2 separate regions of the Homo sapiens genome follow, and region 2 is linked to region 1. A link is a loop called in an ENCODE intact Hi-C map of the cell type or tissue named here. Cell type or tissue: psoas muscle. All regions are shown on one strand. Each heading gives the region's core, and the rest is flanking DNA. Links, peaks and the distances in the headings are about the cores only.

The links. A loop is a pair of places that touch in the nucleus more often than their neighbours do. Peaks named below come from ENCODE experiments on the same cell type or tissue, not always from the same donor. Only the 100,000 strongest peaks of a DNase experiment are listed, where the experiment ranks them.
Region 2: it touches region 1 in a loop (2.9-fold over the local background); 4 of 110 quality-filtered maps call a loop at or near these places.

Annotation. Positions count from the first base shown.
Region 1 is chr14:60,857,575-60,867,858 of GRCh38, reverse strand. All of the region lies in intron 6 of MNAT1 (MNAT1 component of CDK activating kinase), which reads right to left. Among named protein-coding and RNA genes, the nearest start is that of TRMT5, 120 kb to the left of the region's middle. In psoas muscle, for the core only: no CTCF peak of the experiment used is centred there; no DNase peak of the experiment used is centred there; H3K4me3 peaks cover 2,707 bases; H3K27ac peaks cover 4,882 bases.
Region 2 is chr14:60,963,139-60,973,422 of GRCh38, reverse strand. MNAT1 (MNAT1 component of CDK activating kinase) reads right to left here. Exons shown (of 8, transcript NM_002431.4): 8 at 3,458-5,194. The coding sequence ends at 5,074. It overlaps TRMT5 (tRNA methyltransferase 5), which reads left to right. Exons shown (of 5, transcript NM_020810.3): 5 at 1-1,982. Among named protein-coding and RNA genes, the nearest start is that of TRMT5, 13 kb to the left of the region's middle. In psoas muscle, for the core only: no CTCF peak of the experiment used is centred there; no DNase peak of the experiment used is centred there; H3K27ac peaks cover 5,653 bases.

The DNA of each region.
Region 1 (10,284 bases), core at 1,640-9,639:
GGGACAGGGCCTACAGGCTGAGATGTAACTATGTACTTCTCCTGGCACTGTCTCTAAACTAGAATGAACTGAGGTGCAACATTTAATTTCTCTATGTTTCATTTTCACCATGTGCAATGAGGAAGGGGGGAGTGTATAAGTGAGGAGACTGAAACAGTAAGTCTAACTTGCTATCATTTCATGACCACTAAGTGGAAATAAGCCACTGACTCACAATGTATCATAAAAATACATAAAATTTCCCTCAAATTTAATGTAAAGTAATTTGATTCTACATATACTAAAGAAACAGCCAGTAGAAAAAAATGCACAAGACTAAGACCCAGATTCCCAACTCTATTAGAATCATCAGACTACATTCTTTTTCTGAATGTATGTTTGGGAATAAGCAGAATATAACGGTAAAAAAGATACATATATGGTAGGCTCTTTTAAGCATTCTAATGGTGACATACTTGCACAAATCAGCCTTTAAGAGCACTCTTTGTCTTTTAAAATGTGATGCCTAATAGTTAGATTACCAATTTTCACAAAAATTTTCTTCTAAAACTGGCTTCTTCAAAATAAAAAAAGAGGTTTCATCCTGCAGACACAGCACCATATTTTTCTAGCTCTTCAGCAACGTTCAGTTCTACTCAAATACACATGATATGCTTGAAAACATCAAAGACAAATTTCTATAACTATCTAGCTAAGGGCTTAAGTTTCTTGCTCAACATTAGAAATAAAATGGCTCTAAATACATCTTCACTTGGCAAGCCAAGTCTCTGAAAATGTTTCTAGCAAATTAGCCCTGGAAACTCATCAAAATCTGTTTACTACAGTGAAATTCCTTAAAGATTTGTTAGCCAAATTCATTTGTAATCTCCTCCTTAAACACATACTCTAATTAGTGTTCCACACAGAAAAATGTCCTTTAATAATATTTCAACTCTAATTTTAGAATTCTTATTATATCAATATAAATTTTTCCTTAAGAACTTCAAAAATGAAAAGTAACCAATTTTGAAAAGGTTGGAAAAAAATTAGGAAATAGTATCTTCCATTAAAAGATCACTAGTAAAAGGTTAGTATCATTAAAGATCCTCAAATAATATATAATTACAACTAAACTCTGGATATTTAATAAGCATTCCTATAAATTCCTTGTATTGGCTTAGAACTAATAAGGCTCATATAGACACTAACTACAGTGATATATTTGTGGTCACATGCAATTACTTTTGAGAAAGGCATGAGTCTCAAAACTACAGGAGAACACAAAACATAAAAGGAACAGCATTGTCTCCCTCTGCTTTAAACTGTTTTGACTATAATTTCATTCGTACAAATTTTTCCCTCCCTGAAAAATGCAAAAATAAAAATAGGAAAGGAACTAAGCTAGTCATTTTCCCTCAGTTAGTTCCACATGTGAAACATTTGAGAAAGATCAAAGTGTTACCTAGAAGGGTCCTAAATTATATGACTGACTTAGTTCAACACAGCTATACTGTGACATGCACAAGGATTCCGTTCTAAAGTTAGATTAAGGCAAAAAAAAAAAAAAAAAAAGGTCAAAATAACCCCTCAAAAATCCCTCAAATTGCCTATAAAGTATACTGTACATTGTTCTGTGCATATTTTAATCTCTTTATGTAAATCTAACTCAGCTAGTTTCTCCTCTAGCATTGGAACAGATCACCTAAGTAGGTGGCTTACATTTGGCATCTATGCTGTTTCAAAATTTTTCTTTACCTTGGAGAAGAGAGGCATTTTTGCTACTTTTGTTGTTTTCAACTTTAGTTGAATTCAAGCAAATTAAATGCATGTACGATATGATTCTACTGAATATGACAAGCATTTGAATTTTCATTCAGCAGAGTTCATGGAAGAAATGAAATTTGGGAGAACCTCTGAAGGCTGAAACAGCCCTGAAATGGAGGGGAAGAAAGAGCGTTCCCAGTGAACGGAATTTCAATACCCAGAGGAGCTTCAGTACAGTGGTGAAAACAGAAGCCAGAATACAAAGAGGGAATGGAAGGAAGAAGAAACACTAGGCAAACATTATTTTCATTAACTTATAAGACAAATGAAAATAGGGAAATATGCCAGTAGCTTAAAGGAAAAGCAAAATACAAGAAAAATATTTTGTTTATTTTGTTTGTTTTTGTTGTTATAGGTTTTATTTTTTCCTTGGGCACTGATAAATGTGATACAATGTTGAAAAGTATTATTTTTACATTATTTCTCTGATGCTTGTCTTATTACCAAACTACCATTTGTTGCCAAGAGGACATAGTGTCCAGCAAACCATATCTGTTTCTATAAAAAGATCAGAAAAGAAAAACATCAAGGAGACTATCTGATTAGACAAAACCTGCCTCCTTTAAAAGAGTCTGCATTAATTTTAAGAAAAACAGTATTCGCAAGAAATTTTCTGTAAAAACTTTCAGGCATAGAGCATTTTAGCTCACTTTCTTTTACTAATTTCAAAAATAATTTCCAAGAATTCCTAACTTGGCACTATAAGTGAACTTTATCCAACAATGACAACTTATACATAAGTCCAAATTTCCTAATGTAATATAGAAATGGCTTTATATAAAATTATCTACAAATACTACTACTATTACATAAGCAAAACAAAAATACCATGTAAGATTAGTAGTCTTCTAAAGCAGAAATATTTTTCCGTGAAAAGATAGAAGTTTCTTTACGCCATTATAGAGACTGAATAATTTAAGAGACCACATTTTATTTAGATTTGACTCTTCTGTGCCTAGTACAGTAGTTGGTATGTATCAGGAATATTTGTTTCATGAATGAAGAAATGTTTTAAAATGATCCCTCTAATCATCTACCCTATCTCCAAAAAAACCTACATAACAAATGTCCTCGTTCTATTTGAGGTCATTTAACAACAGAAGGAGTAGTTGTTTTGCCATTCCCATTGTAGAAAATAAGTGAAGACCTAAGCCAGACTGTCACTGATTTTACCTTTCTTCTGTCCTAAAAAGAAACAACAAACACTATGAATACTCTAACCATCCCAATCTAACTTCCCCAAACCAAATGCACATACACACAAACACCACCACCACCGCTATCACACTCATAAAACCACCATGCAATTAAATCTACTCTAAAATGCAGAAAAGAACAGAATATTTAAGACACTGACTTGATACCCTTCTCACCTGAAATTTCACATAAATTGTCTTTTATTAAAGTCAGGCAGATATGGAATGGATTACTAACAGTGCAATTGCACTAAAATGATACAGAAATATTTACTGAACATCTACTATGTGCCAAGCACTGTGTTAGGCATTACATACACATTTGAGGTAAGTATGTTTTACCTGTTTTACAGGAAAAGAAACTGAAGCTCTCCAAGACCAAGTAACCTACTCAGATTTTAAACCCTATCCTGCTAAAATCCACAAAGCACTTCTCTATTATAGAACTAAAATATGAAAATTTATTTATTAAACATTTGGTAGATGTTAGGCACTGTGAAGATATAGCAGAAAGTATACCACCACAACTGTCCCTATTTTCAAGCATTTAACAGTATCTATTTAAATTTTCATTTAAAATATATTATATTTATTAAACATTTTTAAATATAATGTGCTCATTTGTTTAAAAAAACATTAGTATATAAGTACTTTTTAAATGAAAGCTACTCTAGTTCATTAAAGCATATCAATTCATTTTTAGAAAATATTTACACTCAATTTTTCCATAACACATTCAGATTAAGGCAAATTTCATCTTTACTGAGATGTGCTACAACCTCATTAGATACTCACTTAGAAGTTGTCTTGTTTTTATAACAAGCAAAAATAATATTTTCTTCAAACAATATAAAATTGATGGCTTGTCTGTTAATGAATGTTAAACTGCATATCCTTTGAAATATGAACCAGTTTAGTAAAAAGGCTATTTCAACTAAGAAGAGTAATTCCTGGCAATGCAGAAGTAAATTGCCTTTCTAGAAAGCTGACTATACTAATCAATCCTTTAAATCACAGTTTATTGTACTTTAACAAATCACTCTTCATAATTAAGAGACATGTTTTATGAGACGAACTACAAAAACAATACAGCAAAATCACAATCCTTTATAAATTTTTCATCTGAGAACATAGGTGTGTGATCAGTGAGCATAGTGGTGGTCCCACAAATACAAGAATACACAGACTATCACATTTGTGTCCATTTTTTAAAATTAAAAAAATAACAATTTTATAGCCCTCCTTTCACTAATTAGTTAATTCATGGATAGGTATATTTAGTAAAACAATGCCCTAGAGGACAAAGAAAGCAGTTCATATGAGAGAGTTTAGTAAAACAGCTTTGGAGCCCTTCTGAAAATTACTTGATAAAAGTACTAACATTCCGTCAGTTGTTGAGACAGATGCTACTGCCAATCAGCTGCATTTGCTGAAGCACATTCTAAAGATTACTAATTAATCCCCACACTGAAACCAATGGTTGCCTGTCATTTTGCTATGATCACCATTTTTTAAAAAATAGTCACCAAAAAGAAACGAGAAAAGAGTCATGAAGTACAGCTCTAGATAAAATATAACCCCAGGTAAGCTATGCATCTACTTAGTTATATCTTTTCAGGTATTCTTTATATGAAACTCAATGCACTGGCTGGAGTCCTGGGATCTTACAGCCTCTCCACATTCTATTTCTCATTTATTTCTATTTATCACAAATGTATAAAAGTATTTTTGAGATATTTAGGAAAAAGAATCATACTGTATAAGACTGCATTTTCTTTGTTGTTGTTGTTGTTGTTGTTAAATTTCGAATCTTTCGATCACAAACTCAAGATAAATATGACTTGTAGAGACATTTTCCAGATTACACCCATATTTTTATTAAAACTCATCCACACTCCCCTGCCTTTACTCCCACCATGCACATATCCCTGCACACTTTGTTCTACCACCATCATATCCTACCTTCATTATGTGAACACTCTAAAGAATTTAACAAATATTAAAATAGTCAACGCTTCCAAATCTTGGCAATTATAAAATATCCTGAAGATCCTTAAAACTATACTAGCACAAGATGCCAAAGAAATTATTTTTAATCTGTATGAAAACATATTAACATATGTAGATAAAGATAAAAATATATTTGAAGGTTCTTATGATTTTCCATCTTTTTAATGTTTTAAGTTAACATTGATTTTTGAATCTCAAGTAACTCTATGATCTACCATGTTTCTAAAGTTGCTTTCATTCAACTGTACATGCCCTGACCTCCACAATGACCTCTACAAAAGCAGTTGTGCACTTTACTGTGGTGCAAATCCTCACGGACAAGTTGAACCTGTTCTTTTTGGCACTGAGCCCTTGTGCTGAACACACAGCTGAGATTTATTATAAAAGGGGAACTAAGGGGCATTATTTCACAACATTTATCCTTCACATACAGCCAAGTATAATCTTTTACAACCTTTGAGAGCTCTTAAATAAACAGATTTTCTCTTAATTGCACAAAGAGTTTTTTATTTGTCACCAATCGTATGGCATATTCAGATTTATTTTACATTAGGAAAAAGCTAGCACACAAAGCATATGTGCTAACAGTTATAAAAATTACTCTCCTTGCTTAATATTTATTTAAAAATCATAAGACTTTTAATCTTCAGATCTGAGGATAATTACTTGCCTTGCTGTCTTTAGCAAGAGCAAAGTAATAAAATAATTAGTAAAAACCTGCCTTCAAAGATCTGTATTTTAAACGGTAGGTTACAAAAAGCCCAACTTGCTACAACACTCTCATAGGTCTTTATTTTTATACTGTCTTGTGTTTTCTTTTTAATTTCAAAGTTCAATTGTAATTCGGGCATTCCCATAACATTTTAAAAACACTTCTCATTCTAACAACTTTGAACTGGACTCTGATATACAAGACTGCTGCCCAGCAACTTTCTCAACTCAACACATCTGATATCATGTGGGAGGGAGGAATTTCATGAGTTCTAAGAAATATCTCTAATAACAGGAATTACCACACCATTTAAGTTAATTCTTCAAGATTTGCTAATTGATCTAGCATCAAGACTTGCCTTGTTGAAAGCAAAAAAACAAATACAACCTCAAAAGTATTCTATCCTGAAAGTCAGGTTCAAACTAGCTTATCAGCTAATTGCTCAACATTAAGGACACTAAAATATGTTGATTCAGGTGAATATTTTCTTGCTCGAAATTCTTCTAATTTTTTCATTAATAGCAAGTGTACAGACAATTTTTAAGATGCCTGTAGACCTTTTCAAATTTTTTTAAAAAAATAATTCAATATTAAACTGATTTTTTTTAATGGTGAAAAAAACCTAATGACATGATTTTAGGCATTGGGAGCTCCACAGTGAGCAAAACAGGCATGTTCATACATAGTGCCAAATATGCTTTGTCTTCCCTTAACAAAGAAATTTCTTTCTTTAAACTTTAACATTTTGAACAACATAACCTTATTGTTCCAGTTCTAAGGAAGATGTTTTAAATAATTTATATCCTTAATACAGTCTCCCTATATCCAATGAATTCATGTAAATGTTCATGAGTTTGAACGTTTTTACATTTATTACTAAAACAGAAAACATTTTTTCTGGAAATATACAATCTTTTGGAAAAAAGCAATTACTTTTAAGTGTTTTTCAAGTGTTATATCTTCAAATAGATATAAATTAGCATGGAAATTACTAACCAACTATATTCATAATATTAATCTGCACTACATGAGACAAGATAAAAATTGATAATATCTATAAAAGATTCATTAAATATGTAAAAAAAAGCCTCAAGATCCTACACTATGTTCTCATATTATGTCAGCACTGGTGGTATTTTTTAAATGCCTAAGGCCTCTAACTCATTTTGAAATACATGTGCTTCAAGATTTCCATAATACCCAAAACTATTCTTGGTGAAGTAATGAGTTAACTACAGGTTAACCAACAAATAACTTAAAGAACAATCTTATTCTATATTTATTTTGTTTCTTCATACCACAACAGCTTTCCCATCTATATATCTTCTCACCAGCAAGAACACAAGCATATACACTATCAGCCTATGACTCCCCATATTAAATGTGCCCTTAGACCAACACAATGTTAAAAGCATGGGGCTTTAGAGTTCTGAACAGTCAAATCCTAGCTCTACCTTGAGCAAAAATAACTTTAAAAAAAAGTCTCAGCTGGGCATGGTGGCTCACGCCTGTAATCCCAGCACTTTGGAGGCTGAGGCGGGCGGATCACGAGGTCAGGAGATGGAGACCATCCTGGCTAACAAGGTCAAACCCCGTCTCTACTAAAAAACACAAAAAATTAGCCAGGTGTGGTGGTGGGTGCCTGTAGTCCCAGCTACTCAGAAGGCTGAGACAAGAGAATGGCGTGAACCTGGGATGGGGAGCTTGCAGTGAGCAGAGATCGCGCCACTGCACTCCAGCCTAGGCGACAGAGTAAGACTCTGTCTCAAAAAAAAAAAAAAAAGAAAAGAAAAAGAAAAAAGTCTCAGTTTTACTTGTAAAGAATTAAATAAATAAATTTAAAGGATATAAAAGAACTGTCTACAAAATGCTACCCACTATTATTACTTCATCATCATCATCAACAGGAAGAGAAGCAGGAAGAGAGGGAATATTTTGCACATCTCTACAGACTGTTGTTTAATATTACAAGATAAAATCACTAACTTCCAAAAGCCTGAAAGTTAGAACTCAAGGCATCTTCCTGCAGAAACAATGTTACAAATGATGTTACAGTTTAAGACTGACAATATACAAAACACATTAATTATCATAAATTTAGTCTCAGGCCCTGGGAACAATTCAGGAGAGAAAACTTGATCTTTCTTAAAGTTAAGCCTAGCCTTGGGCAAAAATTTAAAATTTCTTAAATTATAGCTTTTTCGCATTTTGTCTTTTGCATTCTTACCCAGCACTTAGTAACTTTCCCAGGCGTTATATATTCCCATAACATAGTATCAATAAGCTCTTAATTGAAAACACTCCACTCAAACCTACTATGAGTTTTAAGAGTGATGCCTGATCTTAAGTCACCAACCTACATATAACACAATCAAAACTTCCTGGTATCAGTAAGGTGTCAAGAGGAAAGAGACTGAACTGCATGATTTTACTCAGCAGACCTCTGGTTCTGATTATACTATTGCTTAAAAAAAATTGTGAAACTTTTTTTCTTGAACAAAATAAAAAACAGTAGTGCGTTTAAAGAAATGAGTTAAGAACCATTCACTTCTCATTTTTTGTCTTGATTAATGTTTTTAAATTTTTAGTAAGTGTCAACAGAGATTATCTGGGCCAATTTTTTTCATCTTCATATTTCCCAATGTAAAAATCTGATTCTCAAAAGTCACTAACATCTTTCACAATGACTCAAATTAGAGTAGCATGAGGAATTCCATGAGGACTTGGAAAGGCACAGAAAACCTGGGTAATGTGAATGTCTATAAATAATGAAATTCATGGAATCTCAGAAGTAGACATAATATTAAAGATCATCTCCAATCCTACCAACCACTGAATTTTTAAATCCCCATGCCAATATCCTTACCTATGGCTAGACATCTCAAGACCTACCAAGATAGTCCAAAGCACCAAAATAGGCAAGAGATATGCCTGGGTCTCCAAATAAATCCACTGAAGTATACACCTTACATGAATGACAGATGAAATATATGTGACAAGGACAAAATTCAATGTATCTATTAATGCACACAAACACAGTAATAATCTCACAAAAGCTTAACCAGAACTTTACTTCTCTACAGATTCCTTGTCCCTTAAGACTTTCTAGTATACACAATTCTTACGAAAGGCAGATATGGGCATACTTCGGAGATATTGCAGGTTCGGTTGTAGACCCTTGCCATAAAGTGAGTCACACACATTTTTTATTTCCTAATGCATGTAAAAGCTATGTTTATACTCTACTATAGTCTAGTAAGTGTGCAATAGCATTATGTCTAAAACACAGTGCACATATCTTAATGTAAAATACATTATTACTAAAAAATGTTAACCATTTGAACCTTCAGCAAATTGCATCTTTTTGCTGGTGGAAGGTCTTGTCTGGATGTTGATGGCTGCTGACTGATCAGGGTGGTGGTTGCTAAAGATTGGACTAGCTGTGGCAGTTTCTTAAAATGGCACAACAATGAAGTCTGCCACATTGATTTACTCTTCCTTTCATGAAAGAGTTCTCTGTAGCACATGATGCTGTTTGAAAGCATTTAACGCACAGAACTTCTTTCAAAATTGGAGTCAATTCTCTCAAATACTACCACTGCAGAGTGAACAGGCAACCTACAGAATGGGAGAAAAGTTATGCAATCTATCCATCTGACAAAGGGCTAATATCCAGAATCTACAAAGAACTTAAACAAATTTATAAAAAAAAAAAAAACCCCATCAAAAAGTGGGCAAAGGATAAGAACAGACACTTCTCAAAACAAGACATTTATGCAGCCAACAAACACATGAAAAAAAGCTCATCATCACTGGTCATTAGAGAAATGCAAATCAAAACCACAATGAGATACCATCTCATGCCAGTGAGAATGGCAATCATTAAAAAGTCAGGAAACAACAGATGCTGGAGAAGATGTGGAGAAATAGGAATGCTTTTACACTGTTGGTAGGAGTGTAAATTAGTTTAACCATTGTGGAAGACAGAGTGGTGATTCCTTTAGGATCTAGAACTAGAAATACCATTTGACCCAGCAATCCCATTACTGGGTATATACCAAAAGGATTATAAATCATGCTGCTATAAAGACACATGCACACGTATGTTTACTGAGGCACTATTCACAATAGCAAAGACTTGGAACCAACCCAAACATCCATCAATAATAGACTAGATAAAGAAAATGTGGCACATATACACCATGGAATACTATGCAGCCATAAAAAATGATGAGTTCATATCCTTTGCAGGGATGTAGATGAAGCTGGAAACCATCATTCTCAGCAAACTATCACAAGGACAGAAAACCAAACACCGCATGTTCTCACTCATAAGTGAGAGTTGAACAATGCGAACACATGGACACAGGGAGGGGAACATCACACACCGGGGCCTGTCAGGGGATGGGGGGCTGGGGGAGGGATAGCATTAGGAGAAATAACTAATGTAAATGACAAGTTGATGGGGACAGCAAACCAACATGGCACATGTATACCTATGTAACAAACCTGCACATTGTACAAATGTACCGCAGAACTTAAAGTATAATAATAAAAAAAAAC
Region 2 (10,284 bases), core at 1,274-9,273, 110 kb before region 1:
CTCGCCCCCCACACTCTCTTGCTCCTGCCTTCGCCATGTGAAGTGCCTTCTCCTATTTTGCCTTCTACCATGAGTAAAAGCTTCCTGAGGCTTCCCCAGAAGCAGATGCCAGTGCTATGCTTCCTATAGCCTGGAGAACTGTGAGCCAATTATACCTCTTTTCTTATAAATTACCCAGTATCAAGTATTTCTTTATAGCAATGCAAGAATGGCCTAAAACACAAGGCAAAACAACTTTGATATGGTACAGTCATTTTGACAATCGATATTTGAATCACAATATTTGATGACAATATCCTTACACATTTGTCATACTATCAAAGAGAAAGAAACAAGATTTCCATTCCCACAAATTTTAGTGAGTATATTTTCTGAGTTCAGCATTTTTAGGGACCTAGGTGCAAGTGCAAAGGAAATTTCCCTGTTTCAAAATCTATTTAACTGCAATTGAGGTGATTCAACCTAATTTTCAGTAAGAAGTGATTAAAATAATGACATGCTAAAAGGCAAATTTCAAGGGAAGAAATGTAAAAGAATTTTACAAATGCTTTCCAAGTGATGAATATGCTCAGTTAATTTCATATGCTCCTGGATTGATAGCAGTATTTGGCAATACCTATCTGTATGAGAAGACATTTTTAAAGATGAAATGTGTAAAATCTTATTACCATTAGTATTAATGGTTAATGATGGTTAATGATAACCATTAATAGGCAATCATTTACAACTGATTTTGATCACAGGGAACACTTACTTAGAACCCTGATTAGAGGCAATGTTATTCTCACCAAAAAAGGCATTACAAAAAATTGGGCTATATTTTGAATTTTGTCAATTAAAAAAGCGTGGGAGCAGTGTGAAGGAGAAGAGGCAAGAACGACCCCTGGACCGACCAAAGCCCGCGCGCTGCTGCGTCCCACACCCGGTGCCCACATCCCGCCGCCGCCGCCGCCGCCATGCCCAAGAGAAAGACTGAAGGGGATGCTAAAGGAGATAAAGCCAAGGTGAAGGATGAATCACAGAGAAGATCTGCGAGGTTGTCTGCTAAACCTGCTCCTCCAAAGCCAGAGCCCAAGCCTAAAAAGGCCCCTGCAAAGAAGGGAGAGAAGGTACCCAAAGGGAAAAAGAGAAAAGCTGATGCTGGCAAGGAGCGGGAAGGTGCTGGAGATCCCAAGTGAAGTGTGTGCATTTTTTATAACTGTACTTCTGGTGACTGTACAGTTTGAAATATTCTTTATCAAGTTTTATAAAAATGCAGAATTTTGTTTTACTTTTTTTAAGCTATGTTGTTAGCACACAGAACACTTCATTGTTGTTTTTGGGGGAAGGGGTATGTGTCACTAATAGAATATCTCTGAAGCTGGATTGATACGGGGAAAACATCTTTCCCTTCTAGTTTTGAGAGACTTCCTCTTGGCTCCCAGGAGGAGGGATTTCCTGACTTTGACACACATGGCCACCTTGGCACAAAAGCCTTGTGGTATGGAAAAACAAATTCGTTTTTATGTCTTCTTTTCCCTTTCCATCTTTCAGCATAGACTTAATCCCCTTAAGCCCAGACATCTGTTGGGACCTGACCCCCGGTCATTGGTTACCAGTGTGTCTGGCAATCTGGACTTTCCAGTGATGCCACTGAGATGGCACCTGTCAAAAGAGCAGTGGTTCCATTTCTAGATTATGGATCTTCGGATAAATTCTGCCATTTTCATTTCACTTCCTGAAAGTCAGGGTTGGCTTGTGAAAAGTTGTTAAACAACATGCTAAATGTGAAATGTTAACCCTCTAAACTTTCCCTGTTCAGAGCATCAGATGAGGACTTCATTGGGTTTTATAGCGGCTGATTTTTGGTAGTCCATTGAAGAAGAGAGTTTGAAAGTTGTATACTGTTAATGACTGTCTGCCCATGTCCTGCCTGAAATACCATGATTGTTTATGGAAAGTATCTTTAATAAAGCTGGATACAGTTTGAAAGAAAAAAAAAAGTGTGGCAATTTGTTTTAGCTTGTTCTGTAAGTACCTACATAATATCCACGATTTTGCTTGTTACCCTGCAAAGCCTAAAATATTTACTATCTGGCCCTACAGAAAATGTTTAAGAACCCTAATCTAGATCATTAATTACAAATTCAAATGCCTTCAGAAGTCTGGCAGGTCATGTAAACAAATGAAGGCAATAAATGATAAGCAGTATAGGGATGTAATGAACTGGAACACTCATTCTTACTTAATTCAAATTGTTTTGAAACAGCCCAAGTATTGTACACTGATGTCCTAGGTTATAAAGTATGTGTACAAATGATGTTCTTATTTATACATGTAAAGTGGTAAGACTCTTGTCTCCATTTAGTTACTCTGGACAAAATATGCAATATGTAATTGTAAAGAAAACAGAACTAGATGTATCTATTAACGTTTTAACTTCCCCCTTTCAGAGTGGATAAGTGATTATTCATTATTTAAATCTAGGTCCACCCTAAACTTTCAGATGTGATACCTAGTAAATGAATTCCTGATGAATCTACTAGAAAATGACAGCTAGAAAGCTGGAAAGCTCATTAGATACAATTTTTAATTTTGTTAACTTTTTGACAGGTTTTCTACCACCTTAATTGGATTTTAAAATAATTATCTGACAACCTGTTGAGAGCCTAAAGACAACTTCTAAGAGAAGCATAGTTGAAATATTCATTGAATCAAATTAAGGAATACTAAGTAATCATGTATACTAACTATGATGTAAATGTATTCTGTACCATTAATATCTGCTTAAGAGGGAGTATAGTTATTAGTAAAATCATTTTCTACATCATGAATTTCTCAGAACTTCTCTTAGGACATCAACAAGATCATTTAGTTGATGTCATTTATATCTCATAAAAGATCTAGATACTTGATCTGTAGAACCTCCTGGAAGTCTTATGAAGTTCGACTACCAGGACTAGTTTTAGCACAGCAGTTGTTTGACAGTCATCTCTAGAGCATGGCTTCTGGAGTCTGGCTGCCTGAGTTCAAATCCCAGCTCTGCTATTTTTAAGTTATATGACTGTTGGCAACTTACCTAACCACTGTCTCAGCTTCCTCATCTGTTAAAATGGGGAAAATACTAGTAGAACTGTTTTGAGGATTACGTAATACACAAAGCATGAAGCAGTGCCTGGGACACAGGTAATACAGTAGTTGTTAATTATTACTTCTGTACTCATAAAATACTTGAAGACTTAACTCATGTAGATGAAAGATATGTACAGCCTTTGTCTCTAAGAGTAAATCACTTGGATGGTAGGGGATAAGCACATCAATTTAGAATATTTCTGTTGTTTGGTAAATTCAGTGAATTCACTAAACCTCAGTGAATTGTCACTAAGTTATTTTTCACCATTCCCTTTGATCAAATAAGGTCAGTTAACTTCTAAATTTGGCCTATTGAACAAAGTACAGCAATAGCAACTACAAAATATTTACAAATGTATAAAGGTTTTGGAATTTATTTGCCAAACCAGGTGCATGCAATTTCCACAATAAGGCAGGCTCAAAACAAGCCTTAAAAGCCTTTGATATGTTTTATTAATTAGTTCATTCTTTTTAAAATACATTTATAAAAGGTATGAGAACAAGCAGTAGTGTTTCTTTTCAAAAGACTGGATTCCTTATTTTTGCAATTGGCTGCTGCAAAGCCTTAACTCTACATTCAATGTTCTAACTATTCTTTGAACAGATTTATAGACTGTACTTAAAAACACTAATCCTCAGTTCGGGAATACCTAATAGATACAGGAATAGGATATGCAGTCTGGTAGAATGTAGATGGAACTGGACTTTGAAAAAAAAAACCTGCATTCTAATTCTGGCTTTTTACTAACTTGTGAATATGATCTTTGTCTACTCAATTATTTGATGCCTTGGTTTTCTCATTTAACAAAGATAGAAGTACAATAAAGATGAAGATGTATTGCTAAAATTAATTAATAACTGCTTAGTAAAATAAGATGGAGTTGTTACAGATGGATAGTCCATCCTAATGTAACCACAAGTCTTGTTTCACCTAAGTTTCTACCCATAAAACTAACATCTGTTGTAATAGAGATTTGATAGGAAATCCCTTAATTTCCTTAAGAAACTATATCCCATATCCAATGCTCTATGTAACAGACTCATACAAGGTTGAGATGCTGCAATATCATCCTATTCATATCTAAACTCTTTAAGCAAAACCCTGGTAATAAAAGCCTTTGAAGTTTCAACAAAAAAACTGTATCAGTATACAATTTATACATAGGGAACTGTACTTAAAATGTACCTTCTCCAGTCTCCAAAGGATTCATCATAAAATGAGCTTACATTGGAGGTGAAAGGTATCATTTAAGTATTAAATTTTATTAACTTCTTTGAATGTGTCACTAAAGCAGGTTAATGCTGGGTTTTGTTTTATCCTGAGTGTGGCTCACAGCTGGGAACTATAACACCTTGATCAAGGTTTGCCTCATTTTCCACTGCTTAAAACAGGCATTGAGTCCTTAGTATTGAGGGAATGACATTATCATGGGTCAGGTTTTTCTTGCCATAACTTGGTCAAAGGAAATATATCCACTTGTCTGGACTAGTATTAACAAGACATTAGGAAAAAGGGGAACATTTTATGAGAAGAAATAATAGACTTGGATATTAACAGTAAATGTTGTAATCAAAATGGTATTTAAAATGTGTTCAAGTAAAACACTGTAATAAGAGAAAAACCACAGAACTTAATATAAATTATAGCTTTATTTTTTAAAAAGATTTTATAAGTCTGTCACAACCTCAAACACATATAGGTGAATTATTTATTCCTCTCTTCCATCAGATGAGGCTTATCGTGTCAAATCCTCTGAAAAATATAAGTAAAAATTATTTTTCACAAATATATATCCCCTATATTACTCAACTTAGTTCTGAAATTTTCTCCTTATAAATACTTTAACACAGCTGCTAGTGGAAGGACTGTGTTGTGCAGCTGCACATAGCTATAATTTTATAAGTCTGCTTTACTTTTGCTAGCTCCCTGGTTCAGCTCCAAGGTCCAAATCTTATAAATGGTTAACTGGGCTGCCAGAAAAGCCCACTGAATGCATCCTGTAGTGCTCTGTGACAAGCAAGAGAAGAAGTATAGCCTCCAGCAAGGTCCTGTGGTGAGGCAGCTCTGACATGGTTTAAATACCTAAAACAAAACAAGAAGTGTAGCATTGATATACAAAGCAAATATAAATAGGTAACATTTTAAAAAGCAATAGTAAAACTGATTCAAGTTTTAAAGAGGAATTCCGAGATTGAAATATTCAGACTTTTATTATAAATAGATTATTATCTTTCAAAAGGAAACATACCAACTGTACATGGAGTGCCTAAACTAGTATTAAATTACATAGCAAATTACCACGGGGTCTAAAAACAGTTCTGAAAGAGGTTTCAAAAATAATTCTAAAATATTCACTGCTTCACGATTTTCAGAGCTGATTTGTTTTGTTGGCTGTTTTTTGGACACCTAACTAATGCTCTCCTTCCTGGCATATGCTTAAGAAATACACAGTATCACAATACTATTATAGTACTGATATTTCTACATAAATTTGTTTTAAAGCAAACCCTCAATAGCTAAACAAATGGAAGAGGGGAGAAAACGTATGAGTTACTTCAAAAGTACTTTAATATTCCAAGAATATATTGTCTCATTCCTTGCAGGAAAGGAAACATTAGAAAATTACATGTTGAAGAAATCTCTGAGACTGAGCCTGAGTTCAAAATAATGTCTGAAAAAGTAAATACAGAAAAGTCTCATTGATCTCAACAATATAACAGTACAATTTTTTTCTGCAACCACACAGTTTTTTTAAAGCAATTAAACATTTATATCTTGACAAAAATAGACAAAACAGGCCTAAAAAACATTGGACAATCTAGCCAAAGAAGGGCAACTTAGCATGACTACTAACACTTCTGGAAACAAATAATTCCAGCTTTCTTTTAATGCTTAGTTTAAGAAACTAACTTGTTTCTTCAGGAAGTAAAGGAGCTTCACCCACCTTAGAATTACTGGTATGGCAAATGAATAAATCAGGTACCAGAACATTTTAATAACTTGGAACCTTTTTCACTCATTCATTCAAACTTCCTGTGTGTCAAAATCTTAATGCATGAGCAACTTATAACTTCTAACATAACAAGTCTGTTTTTCATCTGTATCCATGTTTAATAAACCTGTGTAGCTAAAACATATAGAGCAATATAAGAGTCCAGTAGAAAAAATGGGTCAAGGTAGGATGCAGCTAAGTTCCTGGAATTAGCTATAATTTATTCACATTGCCACAAATCAAGGTTTTAACTCAATTATTTGCTTCTCTGCCAAGGGCGAAAGGGGAAAGCGGAAGGAAGAAGAGAATATTTATTGAACAAAAACAAAAACATTTTTGATAGTATTTTATAGCCATAAAACATATCTCAGATATGTTTTATGTAGAATACTAATGTACTATATGTTACTATATATAATTATATACATAAGATACTAATATAGTCAGTGTAATATAAAAATATAAATAGAAAAAGGATGAAATAAAAATATTTAAATAAAAGTTCTGGCTGGGTACAGTGGCTCACACCTGTAACCCAGCACTTTGGAAGGCCAAGGTGGGCGGATCATCTGAAGTCAGAAGTTCAAGACCAGCCTGGCCAATATGGCAAAACCCCATCTCTACTAAAAATACAAAAACTTGGCTGGGCGTGGTGGCACATGCCTGTAATCCCAGCTACCCAGGAGGATGAGGCAGGAGAATCACTTGAACCCAGGAGGTGGAGGTTGCAGTGAGCCGAGATTTCGCCACTGCACTCCAGCCTGGGTGACACAGCGAGACTCCATCTCTAAATAAATTAATGAATGAATGTTTTAATATTTTCTCCATATACTGTATCTTACATATCCTCATGGGACACATCCCACTTTAGAGACTACTATTATTAATTAGTCATTGTTGTCTGGGTGTGGTGGCGCACACCTGTGAGCCCAGCACTCTGGGAAGCCGAGGCAGGTGGATCACCTGAGGACAGGAGTTTCAGACCAGCCTGGCCAACATGGTGAAACCCCGTCTCTACTAAAAATAGAAAAAGTAGCCAGGCACAGTGGCAGGTGCCTGTAATCCAGCTACTTGGGAGGCAAGAGAATCACTTCAGTCCATGAGGCAGAGGTTGCAGTGAGCGGAGATCGCACCACTGCACTCCAGCCTGGGCAACAGAGTGAGACCCTGTTTAAAAAAAAAAAAGAAAAATAGTCGTTGTTAAACTCTTGATAGAACCTTAGGTCGCATAGGATTGAAATAGGGATTCACCACACCTACCCCATGGCCATAAAGTTATCTGCTTATTACTTTCCAAGACACAATAAAGTATCAACTGTTAAGATTCTGATGCATGAGAAATGAAGTAAATGTTAAGTTACCTCAGAAAGGTCTAAAAATTAACCTGGCTTCACAGGGAATTCAATAACTATCATACAAATAATAAGTGAGTAATATTTTTATAGGTAACTTGGAAATGAAATGTTCCATTCCTGATACAAGTTTCCAGCTAATTTTTATCCGCACACCAGATGATAATGTATCACCCTTTCCTTTCCTCAGATCCTCAAAAGAAAAGCATAGTCTTAGCTTCAATAGATGTTCACTTATGGTAAAATTCAAGCACCACAGTAGAATGTTTGTCAACCTTGAAAAGCCAAACATCATAAATGAGAATTGGTTTTCATAGCTGTAATACAAACCACTGTGCAACTAACTGTTTTGATTCATCACATTTTGGTACAGCTTGCTTCTGGGAAAGTTGAGTCATACCATATCTGGCTTGGCAATTTGAGCATAAACTTGCAGTGTGCATACAGCTTTTTATATGTTATCCTGAGAAACCTGAAACAGCTGCACTGCTGGCAGGAAAACAGAGGACCACCAGTAAAATATTCAAAACAGTTGCATCTTTTAATTTATGGCCATGTTTCCATAAAGAGTATATAAAACAGTTCAGCTTTATAGGTAAAATGTTATAAACAGTCATACTCCTTGATGCCATAAATGTGTAAAAAAAGTTTTATCTAAATGATTAGTGCTTGAAAATAGTATTTCTTGAACATAGTCATAATCCAGAGTAATGAGCAAATTTTTAAATTTGACTTATTAATGCTAAGTTGTACAATTCTCACTGCCAAAACCAAGTCAATTAAAATTTCTTTGCATAGCACTGAAGAAAATGCCCTTCCCTTCTAGCAATCATTTACATTAAACATGTCTGTGAGTATGAGTCGTTGAGAGTCCTGCTTATTTACTTTGCTGTTTTTGATCTCTAGGGCTGCACAAAACTGTTACTGTGAAGTATTTCAAACTATTTTCACCACGGCAACCTACATTAATGCCAATAAAAAATAAAACAAAGTTCATTTTTGTTATTCAATTGTGGGCTTTTATTTTTTAAGTATCTTAATGTTCTTAAAACCTTTAATTATTGTAGCATGTCGAAGTATTTTAAAGAATCTGCCACATTGAAACAGCACAATGAAAATTTAGTGTTTTCTGTACTTTTCTACCTTAATCCACATCTGTGTTTTTATTCTTTCATGACCATTACAAGTACATCACTGAACAGGATTCCTGGGGTTTCTGGCAGAAGTCAGTATCATTTCATGTATACCTTTATAAAACAGAATGAGGAAGAAGTCTTAGCCAAATTTACTTCCAAAAGTCAAGCTCAGTTGGGTTTGGGAGCCTGGAGGTAATTGCTCTGACTATTTAGCCAATCCCATGACACTATTCCTGTTTTTCATGGGTTTATTTTAAATATGTGTAAATCGTATAAGCAGAAACCAGGAAAGTAAAAACGAGGTTTGCTTATTTTGGTACCTATACCTTATTTTTACTGAAAGCAGACTAAACTCAAAGACTTAAAAAATCATACCTTTGATTATTTTCTTAATAAGGTCAAAAAAAGTATGTTTTTGAAAGCATGTCTAAGATAATTCTTGTACAAAGGACATCTTATGCCCTAATTTATGCTCTGTCTAAAGCTGCCTTCCTATCCCATCAAAATCCCTTTCAAACAGACCTTGGAGAAGAGGGAGGGAAAAGGAGCAATGGATCCTGAGAAGGGCGTAAGATACGATTAAGCATTAGAAAACCACACTTGAAGGTTTGTTCCTGAACTTTGGTTTCCTACACTGTCATTTTCTTGTGTTATATTTTGCAGCTTTTGCTCCCAAAGAAAGTGGAATAATTTACACTTAGCTTCAGAAAGACTTCAGTTTCTTAGTTCTTTAACATAGGAGTGCTTCTGAGATTACTCTTTTCCTATTTCCCTTCCTTTAAAAGCACTATATTGACCATCTGGCTGAAGTCTTGGACTCAGCTCGTTTTAGTGCTACTTAACAATGCTTTGAGTTCTCAGCTAGGGGCAGAGGGCAGGGCTTGTCACTCAAGACCAAGAGGCAAGCACTCTTCCTGTCCAGTCATAATATGTTTGTGACAATCCTTAAAGCACACTGGCTTGGAATTAATATTGAAATGAAATGTAAAGTTCATATTAGTTTCCTCCACCTCAAATTACCGGGCCCTATGGAGAGTTAAAAACTTGGATTGGTTCAAACTAAGAAAGGTAGTGAACTCTAGAGACTAAGACTTTCTTTTTACAAGGTGGCCCGTTTTTTTAGTCTTCATTTAAAGCCATCATGCATTAAACAGACCATTTCCAAACAGATCTGTGTCCTAGCCCACAAAATTCAAATCTAACTGCCATTAAGAGAGATCAGCCAGCTGATCTCAGCTATCAAGACCCACAGCTCTTGTAGGAAGTTCAGCCAAAGCTATAAAGATTTACATTAACAACCTGAAGCCTACCTCAGTGAGATTTAAAAACAACCAGAGCAACAGTGCGCTCACACAACTATCACTAAAAAGCAAAACCATTCTGAAAACTAGTTAATGGTTAGGTGTCTTAAACTAAGCACAGTACCAGAATAATAGACAAACTGTTTATAGAGTGGTAACCATATATTCTAAGATAAATGAGAAAAGACACTACATGTCAGAAATACTATTCATAATTCTGAGGGCAGCTTGGTTATAAAAATACATGGCCGGCTGGGTGTGGTGGCTCATGCCTGTAATCCCAGCACTTTGGGAGGGCGAGGTGGGCAGATCACGAGGTCAGGAGTTCCAGACCAGCCTGACCAACATGGTGAAAACCCGAATCTACTAAAAATACAAAAATTAGCCGGGC